Linked DNA regions of Homo sapiens: all the other regions are linked to region 4. The links are chromatin contacts, found by Hi-C or POLR2A ChIA-PET in ENCODE. All regions are on one chromosome and are shown on one strand. Each heading gives the region's core, a stretch centred on a gene start or an enhancer-like site at or near the end of the contact. The rest is flanking DNA. Distances are from core to core; before and after follow the strand shown.

Region 1 (2,700 bases), core at 35-2,534, 710 kb after region 4:
TTAAGTCTATAATATAACTACAGGTATTTTAACATAAATATGCAAAAAATAAAAAAGTAGTAGTTTTACATGAAAGATAGATGAAATCGCTACTTCAGGCTCAGTCTACTGAGCCCTAGGGCATGGCTGAAAATCTACAAATGGCATCATTATCATTCAAAATGATAGTACTTTTTTAAACCAGCTGTTTCAGTGTAGCACTTTCATTACCAAATTCTGTTACCATTTTTACCCCAATTCCATAAATGTACATTTAGAAGTACAGTTTGTCAAACTGTTGATTCTCACCACTTGATTCACCCTCTCATTAATCAGGCATGCCTTTTGTTTTGCAGTATTTTCCCCACTGTTTCATTTGAGATTAACTTTAAATTGAGAAAATAACTACTGACAGGTTCTTTTCTCTCTTCCTGTTTTGGGACACACTGTAAGCACATTTTGTCTTTCCCAGTTCTCTCCAGCTTCAGCATTTTATCAGTTTGATGTGGCTTTAAACAACTTTCCCTTCCCTAGTTAATTCACTAGCCCAGCAGCTGCAAGGGACAAGATGAATCCTTTCCATGTTCCCCTTATTCTCCCTTTGAGCAGGGACTGTCCAGAACTTCCTCAGAATTTCTACCTAGGAATGTTCTAGACCAGAAATTTTCCTCAGGAATTTCCTGTTGCCACCCTGTCCTGCTTCTATACCAGTGAGCACAAAGTCAGGAGTAAGCCTTTAGGACCACTCCGTAAAAAAGCAACTGGGACTTCTCGTTCCTACTTTACATAAAGTTTATTCCCTGCCCCCTCCCGCTGCGCAAAGAGCTTCCTGAGAGACCGAAACAATGTGGCTAAAAGGAAGGCCAAAAGGAGGGAGGTGATCTCTTAATAGAACTCAGTATTTAATCCTCCCCCACCCCTAAGCTCTGCCCAGAATAGATGACACAGAAGGAGAGGGAATTGTTGTTTTGGTGGAGAGGAAGAATATGACCGTGAATATACTCCATTCTATTTGAGAATGAGAGAGTCTACCCACATGAGAGAAGATGTAAATCATCCCCCAACATTCTAACTTCCTTCCTGAAATACACCTAGACCTAGCAGTTTACAATAATTTTTAAAAAGTGCCAAATATGCCCCCAACTTACAGTGCTAAAACCACCGTGGCTACCTGAACTCAGAAGGCCCGTGTGAAGCAACCAAAGAAAGCTTAACCCTTTCTGGGAAGTAGAATAAGTTTTGCCAGTGTTCTCTCAGTTCTTCATAACCAAAAACAAAACAAAACAAAATTTACTGAGCACATGTTCTGTCTGTGTGTCATTCCTCATGAGTCAGACACCTTCTTATCCACTATACTGTGTGCCCACTTGACATCTTTCTTCCAGAGTTGGCTTTAATTAAATCCTTCAGCACTAATGTCCCAAAGCATTCCGTGAGTCAAGCTTTCCCTGGGGTTAAGACTTTTGAAATGACCAGCAGAGAGATGGACTCTAACTACTAAGACTACTATAGCCACAGCAGCTACTGCAGTGACTTTTTCACCACGAGGCAGCCAATTCAAAACAAACGTTGTTTTTTGTCCCTGCAGTAGTTTGCTGAGAATGATGGTTTCCAGCTTCATCCATGTCCCTACAAAGGACATGAACTCATCATTTTTTATGGCTGCATAGTATTCCATGGTGTATATGTGCCACACTTTCTTAATCCAGTCTATCATTGTTGGACATTTGGGTTGGTTCCAAGTCTTTGCTATTGTGAATAGTGCCGCAATAAACATACATGTGCATGCACTGTTGTGGGGTGGGGGGAGGGGGGAGGGATAGCATTAGGAGATATACCTAATGCTAAATGACGAGTTAATGGGTGCAGCACACCAACATGGCACATGTATACATATGTAACAAACCTGCACGTTGTGCACATGTACCCTAAAACTTAAAAGTATAATTAAAAAAAAAACCAAAAAAAATGTTCTCTTAACCCATAGACGTTCACGACTTTTTTTTTTTCTCTGCGATGAGGAAGATGAAGTTGTTAGACTACTGTATTCGTATTCCAATGAACGAACCTAGATTACAGGCTGCAGGGTTGGGGCTATTCCTAGAGACCTAGAGCAAACTCTACTTCATCATTAATGAGAAAACATTTGTGACAACCATCCCAACACATCAGTCATTGAGATCTTGGTATCAAGGTTGAGAACCACCATACTGATGTGCTCTAGCTTTCTATAAATTCAATGTAACAGAAGGTCTACGCTTTGGAGGCTATACTGGATCTGAATAAGTGATCTAAAGATTGTTTCTGACTTTTCCATTACCTACTTCCCTCCCTTATTAGATTGCATCTAGGACACTAAATAGGTTTTCATTTAAAAAGACCAACAGCTGATTACAAAGTATTTTGAAGCTATGTCTAAATGCAGTAGATAAAAGAACTGTGGTTGATTTGTATCATCTACCACGGTCATTAGATTTCAGGAGTGTTTGCAAATGGCACTTTGTATTTCCTAACTCTGTATCATTAGACCTTTACAGGAATAAAGGATAACAGCCCCATCTCAAACTCATCTGCCTTATTTTAGTCATTATTAAGTTACTTTTTTCTAACTTCACTTTTTTTACGTTGAATTATTTCTGCAACCATTTAACTTGATTTTTTTTTCAGTTCCAACTGAAGATAGATAAAATTATAGTATGTAAGTAGTGGACACATATTTTA
Region 2 (2,700 bases), core at 197-2,696, 590 kb after region 4:
CAAATATCAAAACCACTCTTCTCTCCATCCCAATTCTAGCCCGGTTATTGGAGGGAAGAAAAAGTCACTGCATATTTGCTTTGGAAAAGAACTAAAGCTTGCTGATGTGCAATCTGTGTCCTTCTGCTCTTGCACATCCATACACATTAAGGAAATTCAAAGTTGGTACCTGGCTGGCATCTCCTTTCCAAGATTTTACAGAGTGTGGCAGACTGATCACCTGCTGGGATGGATCGTGTACCTTTGCAGAAGGAAATATAGCAATGGAGAGCCACTAACCATGAAAGAAATCTTCCCCTTCCTCAAGCTGAAGGGGAACCCCATCTCATGGATACCTAGACCCCCACGCATGCAAACTCCATGGGCCGAGTTAGGAAAAAACACACGTACGCAAAGCAAGCCGGGCCTTCAAGAGAGGTCACCCCTTGCGCTTCGGAAACTCACCGTACACTTGTTGGGCTTCTCCCCAGAGTGGACTCTCATGTGGATCAGCAGTTTATAGCGGGCGTTGAAGGGCTTGTATCTTCGAGGGCAACCGGCCCAGAAGCAAGTGAAGTCCTCCCCTTTGCGCTGGTCGATGTGGACCTTCTCGATGTGCCGCACGAGCTCCTCCTGCTGGTCGTACAGGGCGCTGCAGTCGATCCAGCGGCAGCAATGCTTGCCCCCGATGCCGTCCATCTCCCCGTCGTCGTCCAGGGTGGCCTGGGGCAAGGCCAGCTGCTGGGCGTGGGGCCCGAGCTCCGGGTGGTGAAGGTGCGCATGGGCATGGTAAGGGGGTGGGGGGCCTGGGGGCGGCGGCAGAGGAGGGAGCGGAGGCGCGGGGGGTAGGTCTACGGTGCTGCCCGGGAACTCCTCCAGGCGTTCGGTCTTGAACAGGCCGGCCGACTGGCTGTCGGGGCCCGGCAGGCCATGCTGCACCACCATGTGGTTGACCAGGCCTGGCTGCAGGCCGCCGTGCTCCAGCTGTTGCATGCGCTCGTGCTCCAGGGCCCCGTCCTCGCCGTAGGCCGGCAGCGCCAGGCCTCCAGGGGCCACCAGCACGCCCTTCTGGCTGCCGGGCACCGGGCGCGGCTGGGGAATGCAGCTGCCGCGCACGCCCAGGAAATGCCCGTAGACCTCCGGCTGCGGGGACAGGTTGGCCGGCGAAGCCCTCGACCCGTTGATGTAGGCCACCAAGGACGTGGGCGACGTGCGGATGATGGTATTGAAATCTATCCCGATGCCATCGGACAGCGGGGACAAGGACAGCGCTCTCTTCTTGGAGCGGGCCGAGTGGGACCTGGTGGATGAGTGCCGAGGACTAGGGTAAGGAGAGTGGCTACTTTCCGTGCCAAAAAGGTAGGATGGTAATGAGTTAGAGACACTATTGCTGGACATGGATGTCCCGGGAGGAAGGCTAAGGAGATCCCCTAGATCAAGGCCATTCTGAGAGCCGTGGTTGGAGAGCGAAGGGAGGGCCCTGTAGCCCTGGGACCACTCCTGCTTCATGCTTGAGGCCGACTGACTTTCCGTCAGACTCAAGGTCGTGGACGCCAAAGACTCACGCGAAATAAGGGACCTGGAACAGCAGCCAGAAAGGAAGAAAAAAAAAAGATAAACATTTTAGCAGGATACGGATTGCTTAAGAGCTAAAAGAACACTGCATTGACAATCCCTTAAGTATTTCCCCTAATTACATTCTGTGCTAAACACACATTCTTGGGCTAAGATAAAATCCAAGGCTTCCAGTTCCAGGTAAATAACATTTTACCAAGAAGAACAATAAAACCTAATGCTCACTGAAATAATGTAACAAAAGATCTATTGTTATAAATAATCTTAATACTTGAGTAATAAATAGTCCTTGCTTTATTTTTAAATAACTTTTTCAATATGGGGGAAAAAGGATAGAGACCTGGGAAAAATTACTGATACCTGTCAAAGCCAACCAAATAAGTATTTGTTGAGCACCTACTATGTGCAGCATGTTATGACAGGCTTTGCAGAATCTCAGCCTTCAAGTAAAATCTATTTGGGAAAGTAACATATAAACTCATGCTTTATTTGAAAAAAAGTAAATCCTCAAAGTCAAAGGGTTGTCCAGGGGACTTAATAATTTCACAATTTAGTTTCACTGATATTAAGGAATTACTCTGATTTTTTTAAAGATAGTAATTCACATTGCCAGTAATTAGTTACATCAAATCACCCCAGAAAATGAAAACAATATAAAAAGCAGCTATAATATATAAGGGAGTAACAAACTGATAACAAGTCATATCTGGAATTATGCATTAGAGCCATTCGGGATTTAATCACACTTGCTAGTTGGGTTTTCTGTGAACTCTCGTCCTTAAATCCAAGCAGCTTTGGGCCAAGAGCAGATCGTTCACTTTCTGTAATTGACTTTTGCAACAATTCCTCTCCTATTCTTCTTACCCTTTACAAACACACCCTATGTCTCACAATATATTATCTGCATATCAAAATGGTTCATAATGTAGCTCTGGTCACTTTAAAATTCATTTTGCTTTACTGTGACATTGTTGCCTTGAAAATAAAAATCACTTCTTGATCTTTTGGCTAACTTTAAGTGTGAAAATAATTGAGAAGAAAAGATACGTCCCTTGGAAGGAAAATTTGCCACAGAGGCAAGACATAACACGCTGTATTTCTTGACTCAGACATGGTGTGTATCAGAAGAACCTGGCTTATTATATG
Region 3 (2,700 bases), core at 50-2,549, 960 kb after region 4:
CCTTCTGACATTTCTTCAGATCTTCCTCGGACACCCAACGACCTTAAAATCCCTCTAACCTTCTTTCTCTCAAAGTTTACTTTCTATAAAGAGCTGATAAACTCATTCATACTAAAGTCTACAGGGTTGTAAATCTTAATCTATTATCGCTTAAAAGATGCTTGTATCAATTTACACCAAAGGGATGAAGCTCTAATTGTGGGGATTTAGTCATCAGAAAATCTAGTAGGGGAAATTCTCCCTACCCACAATCAGAGTAGATTCTACAATAGCAAAAAGGGTTCCAGGCTCACTTAACTTTAGGAACGCTGATAAGAAGACCGCTTACAGCTGCGGAGGTACTGATTTGGTAAAGGGAGGGAAAGAGATTGTATACGTGAGAGTGAAAAAATTGGGTAGAAAAATGGAAGAGCATCAGAAATTCACTTAGCAACACCAAATATATTTGGCACCACTAACCTAGTTTCTCCTGTGTTTGCCTTTCCAATCCGTTGGACCTTAGGGGATGGACCGCCCACTTTCTCCCCAGAGCGGCTCCCGGGTCCGGTTCTCAGTTCTAATCACTGCCCCAAGCCTCCATGCTCCAGGGCCTGTGGTCACAGAGCAAGTCCCAAGGAGCAGAAGTAAAGTTCTAAGAGAAATCACCATCTCCTTGTGCAGGGAACACTCCCAAGCCCAGTGTCCACAGACAAATCACCTCCAGCGACTCGAAGAGGAGAATAATCCCTGTGGGGGCACTGGAGGCTCCGCGTGAAAGTTTCCAAAGCCATGTTCTGCCCCAGGACTCCTTTCTCTCCTCCCAGAAGCTTCAGGCTTTCGCGGCTGCTGGCACATCCCAGCCTGAGTAGCCGAGCAAGAGGGACCCAAGGCAGGATCAGCTTCCCCCGACTTGAAAGGGCACCCGTTCTGCAGGTGCCGGCGCTGGAAATAGCTGGTGTGGAGAACGGAGAGGGAGACGTGCAGGATGAAGTCCGCGCCCAGGAGGGCAGTGGCTCCGCCTCTCTGGGTTAGGGACAGAAGAAAACCCTTAACCCAAAGCCCTAGCATGAGTGAGGCGTGGAAAGCGAGACAGACTCCAGTGGAAGGCTGTGGGGCGGGACTCAGGGTTCCCGGAGAGGCCGCCCCAGCTCCTGCCGCAGCGCTGGGCGCCCTACCACGCCTGCTCCCTAGGGACCCCGGGCGTCCCACGCACGCACCCACCCTCCTTCCCGGGCCTGCCGCTCCTCCCTCCTTCCTCGCTGGTTGGCCCAGGCGCCGCAGAGCGCGGCGGCAGCAGGAGGAGCCGGGCGCGCCTGCCACGCAAAACTACCGGGCTGGCAGGGCGGCGGGCGCGGTGCGCGATCCCGGGTGGCGGCGGCAACGGCGGTGGTGACGGCGGCGACTGCAGCGGCCGGCTCTCACCTCTCCCCTGTGCACCCGCATCTCGCCGCGCCGCCGAGCAGCCAGCAGTCCCCGGGTCGCCCAGCCCACGCGCGCACGGCCGAGCCCAGCGCACAATAGCGGCGACAGCCATGGGGAAACCGGCGAGGAAAGGATGCGAGTGGAAGCGCTTCCTGAAGAATAACTGGGTGTTGCTGTCCACCGTGGCCGCGGTGGTGCTAGGTGAGCGGCGCGGCGGGTGGGCGATGCGCGCACCCTCACGCGCTCTCTGCGCCCAGGCCGCGTGCGGCTGAGGGTGGGCTTGGCGCTGGCGCACTCCATGCAGGGTCCCTCGATGCCCCCTCGGCCTTAGCCTCGGGCCCCCTGCGGGGGCTTTCCCCCAAGCGCTCTAATTACTGCACACCAAGAACAAAGCTCCTCTGGGACTCCCATTTGAGTGCTCCTTGAGCTGCTGGTTCCTGCTCTACCCAAAATGATCAAAGGGGCTTGGGGGTAGAAAGGGAAGCAAGTAGCTCTTGGTTCTGCTCGTTTGAAAACAGGGTTCGATTTTTTTCTTTGTTAATCCCGCACCGTATCTCCCCCTATCACCGCCACCTTCCTCACCCCACACCCCCAGCCTCGCTGCGCGGGCAGAGATTGAGTGTGGATTACAGTTCTCAGTCGAATTGGAAGAGGCACCCTGGCCTCCGGGATGGGCCGGACCCTTAGGGGAGGGAGGCTGAGAACGCTGTCGCCGCTCATCCTGGGCAGTGCGTGGAAAGGTGCCTTCCCACGCGGCGAGCGCCGACTGCCTGCACCCGGGCTCTGAAAAGCTGCCAGATTCGTGCCTGAATTCTGGGATGTGCCACTGTGGCCCGCGGGAGGTCACCGGGGAAGAGAGCTAAGAGAACTCAGCCGTCTCTTCTCCTGCCTTCCTTGCTCTCCACGTTGTTTTTGTATTTAAGATAATGTTTAAGCCATCCTTGCCTGTTTTTAAACAAGGGTGTATTTAAGTGATCCACCCCTCACAGATCACTGGACCAGGTGGATGTCTGAGCCATTGCTCAGAGGTATGAGTTATTCCTATTTAGATTCTGATTTTTTACCAAGGTTGTGTGTTTCTAGCTCCGGCCCGGGGATGCACTTCCTTGGGATTAGCGCCATATCTGTCGCCTTCCCAGTGATAGCTCCTCAGCAGGTGAGGGCTGTTGCACCCTCTGAGGAATGTGGATTCCTCGGCAGGCTCCACCTTCCCCTTGGAAACTGCAGCTGTGTTTGCTGAAAAGGCAAGTGGGGACAGCTTGTTTCCTCCCAACCTCAGGTACCTTCCTCTCCAACTGC
Region 4 (2,700 bases), core at 33-2,532:
AAACGGAACCTCACTACTCCCCCTCCCACCTCCACATGAAGGATAAAGCACTGTCAATAACTACTAACCCAAGTATCACAGATGCCCTGCATCCGGTTTAAATCACAAGCACACACACACACACACACACACACACACACACACACACACACACACACACCAAAGAAGAGAGAGGAGACAGACTTTAAAAAAGAAAAACATCTTTCCCAGTACAGCAAAGAGGGCCCAACGAACAGGCCCCAGGTTTCAATATGTGTGCAAGGGGTGTGTGGGGGGGGGGAGAAAGAGGGGGAGGGAAGAGTGCTGAATGGATGTTAAGACTGTTTGCCGCACAAAGAAAATACAGTTTTAAAAAGAAAAAAGAAAACCATGAAGCTGATGATGGTGAAAGAAGAGCAGCCCATTCAGCACCAGGCAAAGAGGGGCAAAAATGAAGGGAATGGGCGGTGGGAAAAGTTCACCAACGTATGAGGATTAAAAATAACAAAACCCATAACAAGGCCCCACAAGTGAACAACAACAACAACAAAACACCACCTCTTGGGTCCCCCCCTTGCACACTGTTGTCTATTTCGGCTTTGAAAGAAGCAGGAAACAGCAGCGTTGGAAAAGAAGAAAATTAAAGAAAGAACAAATTCTTATCTCTTCACCTGACCCTCCTCCTCAGACCAGACCTAAGGGAAAGATCCAGCATCCGCATCGGAAAACTGTGGCTCCCTCTCCCGCTCGGCTCGCAGCCCCCCAAGCTCCCGCTCCATCCCTGAAGTGCGGCCGGCGCAGGGCCGGGGCCGGCGGGCGGCGCGGCGCCCACACCCCCGACCCAGCCGCGGCGCGCAGGGTCCATTGTAAACAAGCCCGGGGAACAGAGCCCCTCGGCGGCGGCGCCGCAGCGGCAGCCCCCGTGTCAGGAGTGAGACCCCAGCACAGCCACACTCGGCTCGCACACACGAACACACACACGCACGGACACACGCGTTCACACGCAGCCACACGCTCCCACACACATGTAGAGACCGAAGAATATTCACCTTGGCTGTGGATTATTGTGGTGTTGTTGGTGGGTGATGGAGATGGTGGTGGTGGGGAGGAGGAGGAGGAAGAGGAGGAGGAGGAGGAGAGGAGTAGTTGTTGTTGATGGGTAACAGTCGCCAGGACTACGGTGACTATGGCGCTTGATTCACAAGGCAACGGTTGCTATAACTCACAAAAGAGAGAGAGAGAGGGAGAGAGAGAGAGAGCGAGAGGGAGAGGGAGACACTCGCACGGGGAGGGGTGGGGGAGGGAAGAGGGGAGGAGGCGGGCCCGGCCAAGCCGCCGGAAGGGGAGGGCGCAGCGCTGTGACTGACGGCCCCCAAACCCGGGTGGGGTGGCGGGGCGGCGGGGTGACGGGGCACGAGGCCGGGATTCCACCGCAGGACTCCGAAGAGGTGCGCCTATGCTTGGCTGGGGCTGAGGTCACCAAGAGTCCTCTCGGAGGGACGTTACTACACGCGCTGGCGAGGCCCAGGAGTCGTGGTGCGAGGGGTACTATCTGTGAAACGAGGGCTGCCTGTCCCAGCAGCCAGCTTTGTACAGAGACGTCCCGGAGCCACGAGAGAGTAACGGCTAACCCGGGGGAGGGGGTGGCGAGGGTGATTCCAGGCACTTTGTGAAGAAACGAGCTATGGCGAGGGAAGAATCCACTTTGAAGAGCGGCCCCCGCCCTGCCCGATACGTTACTTCCGGGGCGGGGCGGGCAGAGGGGCCCGGATGTGCCGCCGCTTTTTAGTTTCTGAGGCGCCGGCGGTGTTCCTGGTAGCGTCAGCCTCCTGGCTTTTCCTTTTCCTGGACGCTTCAGGGCTCCGCGGCCTGCGCTAGACTGGAGGGTCCGCGTCACTCTCGCCCTCCTGCTTTCCGCGCTCTCACCCGCTCCCGCCTCCTGAGGGCACGACTTGTGGAGGAGCGCGGGCGGCGGGGCGTGAGCGAGCTGCCTCTGCCGCCATCTTAGAGAAGGCGAGCGTGGGGTGTGCGTGGGCGCGAGTCGGCCTCCCGCGGTGCCGCCGCAGCGTGGCGCGGAGAGGTGAGGTCCAAGCGTGTCCGGCCCTCACTCCATAACGAAAAAGCGAGGTCATCACTCCCTATCTACAAGGGATGGGAGTAAGTGCCTGTAGAGAGCAAGAAATTGCCCTGCCCGGAGGCTGAGAAAGCGCATTTGGCGGTTCCCCTCGACGGAAGGCGTAGAGGGGCGGGGTAGCTTACACCTGCCTGCGATACCATCCTGTTAGTTTCTAGTTCTGTTAGTTTCAGCCCTTAAGTGCTCACCCCTCTTTAAAGACCGAACTGGGAGTTGAGCTCAAGCCCGGATCCTGTTACCTGCCGTGCTCTCATCCCCCGTTACTCAGCCTACTGTAGCTGAGGGTCTTGCTGTTTGTGGCTGTATTGAGATAGACGAATGGCTTCCGTCTGTGTTGAATGTTGTTAACACAACCTGCCATCTCAAACACCCGTTGATAAGGCACAGCCTGTAATGCCTCATGGTTCAAACAGACTCCTCCAATTCTCTGCAGACTCGAGTCCAGCAGGCACATGCCCCCAGGCCCTGCCAATACCCAAAATCTCCCAACATTTGCCGCTAAGCTGCTTAACCAGGACAATGACATAGTAGAAGTAGAGCCTTAGGAAGTCAGTTCTCCTCTTGAGGCTTAATTTTTGCACCTGCAA
Region 5 (2,700 bases), core at 58-2,557, 900 kb before region 4:
CCGCTGCTCTTCAGATCACCAACAGAATAGAGTCAGAATATGATATTATTGAAACCTTCCAAGTTTGAATTAAGATAAAAACAACTTTTTCAAAATACCAAAAACCTTTTATTTAAGAAAGTGAAATCGCTCGATGTGCCCTCCCACTCTGGTTAGATGCTCAACAGACCACAGCAGACAATGCACCTCAACCAGGGCTAAGTGTGCAAGAAAACTGAAGTACACAAAAAGCAAATTATAGACTCAGGTACTGTCAGGCACAAAAGAAGAACCAACCCTTTCTAGGAGTCTTGTCTTTGCTTCCTTTATTCTTTCCTCGATTCTTGTAATTGAATGTTACAAAGTATATCAAGAGGAATAAACGTATGGGGCCCCTCTCTTCCAAACAAGAAAAGGTTAAGCTTTTAATTACAGGCCCTCAAACTATCATTTTGTGCAATTAGCAATTAACTATAATCGTTGATGAGCAAATGCAAAGCTGCGCTAGCAATTTCCCTTCTCCTCATCCCAGGCTGGGTTATTTCAGTCTTGTTCTATTACAGAGGACCAGCCACAACCGCGCGCACTCTCTTTCAAACATACACACTCTCTCACTTAAAGACACATTTAGTTTTCGGCAAAACGGCATCTCAGCGTGCGATTGAGACCGGCATCCCAAACCCCACTTTTGAGCAGCCCAAACGTTTGGAGCCCCTCCGCTTCATCACTTTCTGAGTGGATAGAGGAGGCCCGAAGAAGATGCTACCTACCAGCCTCTCTCAGGGGCGCAGGAGAGGGTGGTAGAGAGATGCTTGTTGCCCCTGGAAACTGCAAGTACCCCCCAGGTGCACGCCCCGTCAGTGGGGAGGCGGTGGCAACAGCAACGATAGTTGCATCAGCGCTAACTGCTGCTGCTGCTGCGTGTTCTGCCGGAGGCTGCCGGGAGGGTACAGTAATGACTGTAGGGAGCGCACAGCCGCTGCGGCGGCAGGTTCCCTGGATCAGGAAATTAGGACAGGCACCCGGGATTGGAGGCGAGGGCGGCGCGCGAGCCAACCAGCGGTCGCCCCGGGCCCCCGTGAGCCCCAGGCGAACGCGCGGAGCAGCCGGGCCCCTAGAGCGGTCCGGGTGGCGGCGGCGGCAGCCACGACCACGACCGCGGTCACTCACGCACGCTCACACTCGCACGCTCCCCGCGCGGGCACCCGGCTGCCCGGCGCGTGCAAGAGGAGCGCGTCGAGGGAAAGGAGGGCCGAAGCCGCCGCGCTCCCGCCCGCCCGCCGCGCCTCCCGTTGACCACGCCCCCTCCGGCCCCCTCCCCGCTGCTCACCCCGCTCTCCGGCCGCCGCCGGTGCGGGTGCTCCGCTACCGGCTCCTCTCCGTTCTGTGCTCTCTTCTGCTCTCGGCTCCCCACCCCCTCTCCCTTCCCTCCTCTCCCCTTGCCTCCCCTCCTCTGCAGCGCCTGCATTATTTTCTGCCCGCAGGCTCGGCTTGCACTGCTGCTGCAGCCCGGGGAGGTGGCTGGGTGGGTGGGGAGGAGACTGTGCAAGTTGTAGGGGAGGGGGTGCCCTCTTCTTCCCCGCTCCCTTCCCCCGCCAACTCCTTCCCCTCCTTCTCCCCCTTTCCCCTCCCCGCCCCCACCTTCTTCCTCCTTTCGGAAGGACTGGTAACTTGTCGTGCGGAGCGAACGGCGGCGGCGGCGGCGGCGGCGGCACCATCCAGGCGGGCACCATGGGCACGTCCGCGCTCTGGGCGCTCTGGCTGCTGCTCGCGCTGTGCTGGGCGCCCCGGGAGAGCGGCGCCACCGGAACCGGTGAGTGAGGACGCGCCCCTCCGCCGGCGGGCGGGACCCAGCCGGGGCACCGGGAGACCCCGAGGCGTAGGTCTCCGTTTGCCCACCCGCCTCCTAGGAGGCGCCTCTCGGTTCTCCTCGCCTTCCCTCCCTCCCCTCCGTGGTGGCGCCTCTGAGCTGTCAGCGCCGAGGCTAAAGGGAGCCGGGCTTGGGGAACAGCGGGGTTCGGGGTGCCCCGACGCCTCGCCTGAACTAGTCTTCTGCCCCTCACTCCGCCTCCCCCAGAGCCGCTGCTTCGCCTCGTTTCTCGCCCTCTTGACGGGCGCCGAGGTGCGTGGGCTTCTGAGCATTGAACAATGGTTCTGCCTCCTCTGCCAGGCGCAGTGTTGGGAAGGAGGCAGAGGGCCAAGACGTGTGCGGCAGCCTCGGGCGCACCCTCGAACCCCGGGGAGTGCGGGAGCGGACGGGGGGAGAAGGTGAGCGCCTCCGGGGACGCGGAGCGCCAGGGGCCGGCCGGGCTTCAGAGTCTTCCGGCGGCCGCGAGCTGGCGCACGTTCGGTGGGCGGCGGCCGGGAGGCTCCGCGGAGCCGAGGGCACCCGGACTGCGACTCCCCCGGCGCGGGGCCGCCTCTCCGGCGTGCGGGGTAGGGGAGCGGCGGGGCTTTACGCAGGACTCTGCTCTGGGCGCTTCTCCTCTCCCTTTTCCCCGCCTCGGGCGGCGTTTGGAAACCGCTCGGGTCTCCCGTGTAGCTGAACGCGGAGGGGGAGTGGAGGGGAGACTTAATCAGGTTAGTTTGCTGACCCTCCTTCCCGGTGACGTTTCCTCGAGAGGAATTGAGTCCTAGGCTAGTGACTGTAATTAGCCTTCATTCTACACAATAGCTCAAAGGAGCAGCGCGAGAGCGAGCGTGTGGCCCTGTCTTGTTGGG

Evidence for each region. A loop is a pair of places that touch in the nucleus more often than their neighbours do. ChIA-PET counts read pairs that join two places held with the same protein, here RNA polymerase II (POLR2A). Pooled maps may share reads with other maps.
Region 1: a loop to region 4 is called in a map of PC-9, with 11 times the contacts of the local background. The contact joins the enhancer-like site here to the promoter of RFX3 in region 4. A Hi-C loop is called at or near these places in 4 of 168 maps with a recorded cell type or tissue (IMR-90, PC-9, chondrocyte and 1 more), 9 of 37 single-sample maps with no recorded cell type and 11 of 50 pooled maps. POLR2A ChIA-PET finds 5 or more read pairs at or near these places in 3 of 52 experiments (A549, AG04449 and OCI-LY7).
Region 2: a map of ascending aorta shows a loop between it and region 4 (2.8-fold over the local background). The contact joins the enhancer-like site here to the promoter of RFX3 in region 4. A Hi-C loop is called at or near these places in 2 of 168 maps with a recorded cell type or tissue (ascending aorta and sigmoid colon), 2 of 37 single-sample maps with no recorded cell type and 4 of 50 pooled maps. POLR2A ChIA-PET finds 5 or more read pairs at or near these places in 1 of 52 experiments (activated naive CD4-positive, alpha-beta T cell).
Region 3: a loop to region 4 is called in a map of ascending aorta, with 5 times the contacts of the local background. The contact joins the promoter of SLC1A1 here to the promoter of RFX3 in region 4. A Hi-C loop is called at or near these places in 1 of 168 maps with a recorded cell type or tissue (ascending aorta), 7 of 37 single-sample maps with no recorded cell type and 10 of 50 pooled maps.
Region 5: a loop to region 4 is called in a map of sigmoid colon, with 9 times the contacts of the local background. The contact joins the promoter of VLDLR here to the promoter of RFX3 in region 4. A Hi-C loop is called at or near these places in 3 of 168 maps with a recorded cell type or tissue (ascending aorta, sigmoid colon and tibial artery), 2 of 37 single-sample maps with no recorded cell type and 17 of 50 pooled maps. POLR2A ChIA-PET finds 5 or more read pairs at or near these places in 1 of 52 experiments (GM10248).

The regions. Positions count from the first base shown.
Region 1 is chr9:4,237,392-4,240,091 of GRCh38, forward strand. The region is part of intron 2 of GLIS3 (GLIS family zinc finger 3); the gene reads right to left. Among named protein-coding and RNA genes, the nearest start is that of GLIS3-AS2, 61 kb to the right of the region's middle. RefSeq lists an enhancer at 569-1,088. Within about 2 kb of position 1,285, at least 4 of the 41 ENCODE cell types and tissues checked have a DNase peak (open chromatin) inside an H3K27ac peak, as active enhancers do; they include mammary epithelial cell, where a contact is called at or near this core.
Region 2 is chr9:4,117,324-4,120,023 of GRCh38, forward strand. GLIS3 (GLIS family zinc finger 3) reads right to left here. Exons shown (of 11, transcript NM_001042413.2): 4 at 445-1,558. Among named protein-coding and RNA genes, the nearest start is that of GLIS3-AS2, 180 kb to the right of the region's middle. Within about 2 kb of position 1,447, at least 5 of the 41 ENCODE cell types and tissues checked have a DNase peak (open chromatin) inside an H3K27ac peak, as active enhancers do; they include ascending aorta, where a contact is called at or near this core.
Region 3 is chr9:4,489,169-4,491,868 of GRCh38, forward strand. It overlaps SLC1A1 (solute carrier family 1 member 1), which reads left to right and starts at 1,300. Exons shown (of 12, transcript NM_004170.6): 1 at 1,300-1,602. The coding sequence starts at 1,512. It also overlaps a transcript of GLIS3 not described here. RefSeq lists an enhancer at 898-947 and a silencer at 1,098-1,527.
Region 4 is chr9:3,524,719-3,527,418 of GRCh38, forward strand. It overlaps RFX3 (regulatory factor X3), which reads right to left and starts at 1,283. Exons shown (of 17, transcript NM_001282116.2): 1 at 1,029-1,283. It overlaps LOC124902110 (a long non-coding RNA gene), which reads left to right and starts at 1,767. Exons shown (of 8, transcript XR_007061398.1): 1 at 1,767-2,059. RefSeq lists enhancers at 424-1,040, 1,618-1,667, 1,928-2,227 and silencers at 728-817, 1,248-1,437.
Region 5 is chr9:2,620,480-2,623,179 of GRCh38, forward strand. VLDLR (very low density lipoprotein receptor) reads left to right here and starts at 1,308. Exons shown (of 19, transcript NM_003383.5): 1 at 1,308-1,792. The coding sequence starts at 1,711. It overlaps VLDLR-AS1 (VLDLR antisense RNA 1), which reads right to left and starts at 1,894. Exons shown (of 4, transcript NR_015375.2): 1 at 1,621-1,894. RefSeq lists an enhancer at 850-1,144 and silencers at 1,023-1,102, 1,713-1,982, 2,253-2,342, 2,353-2,442.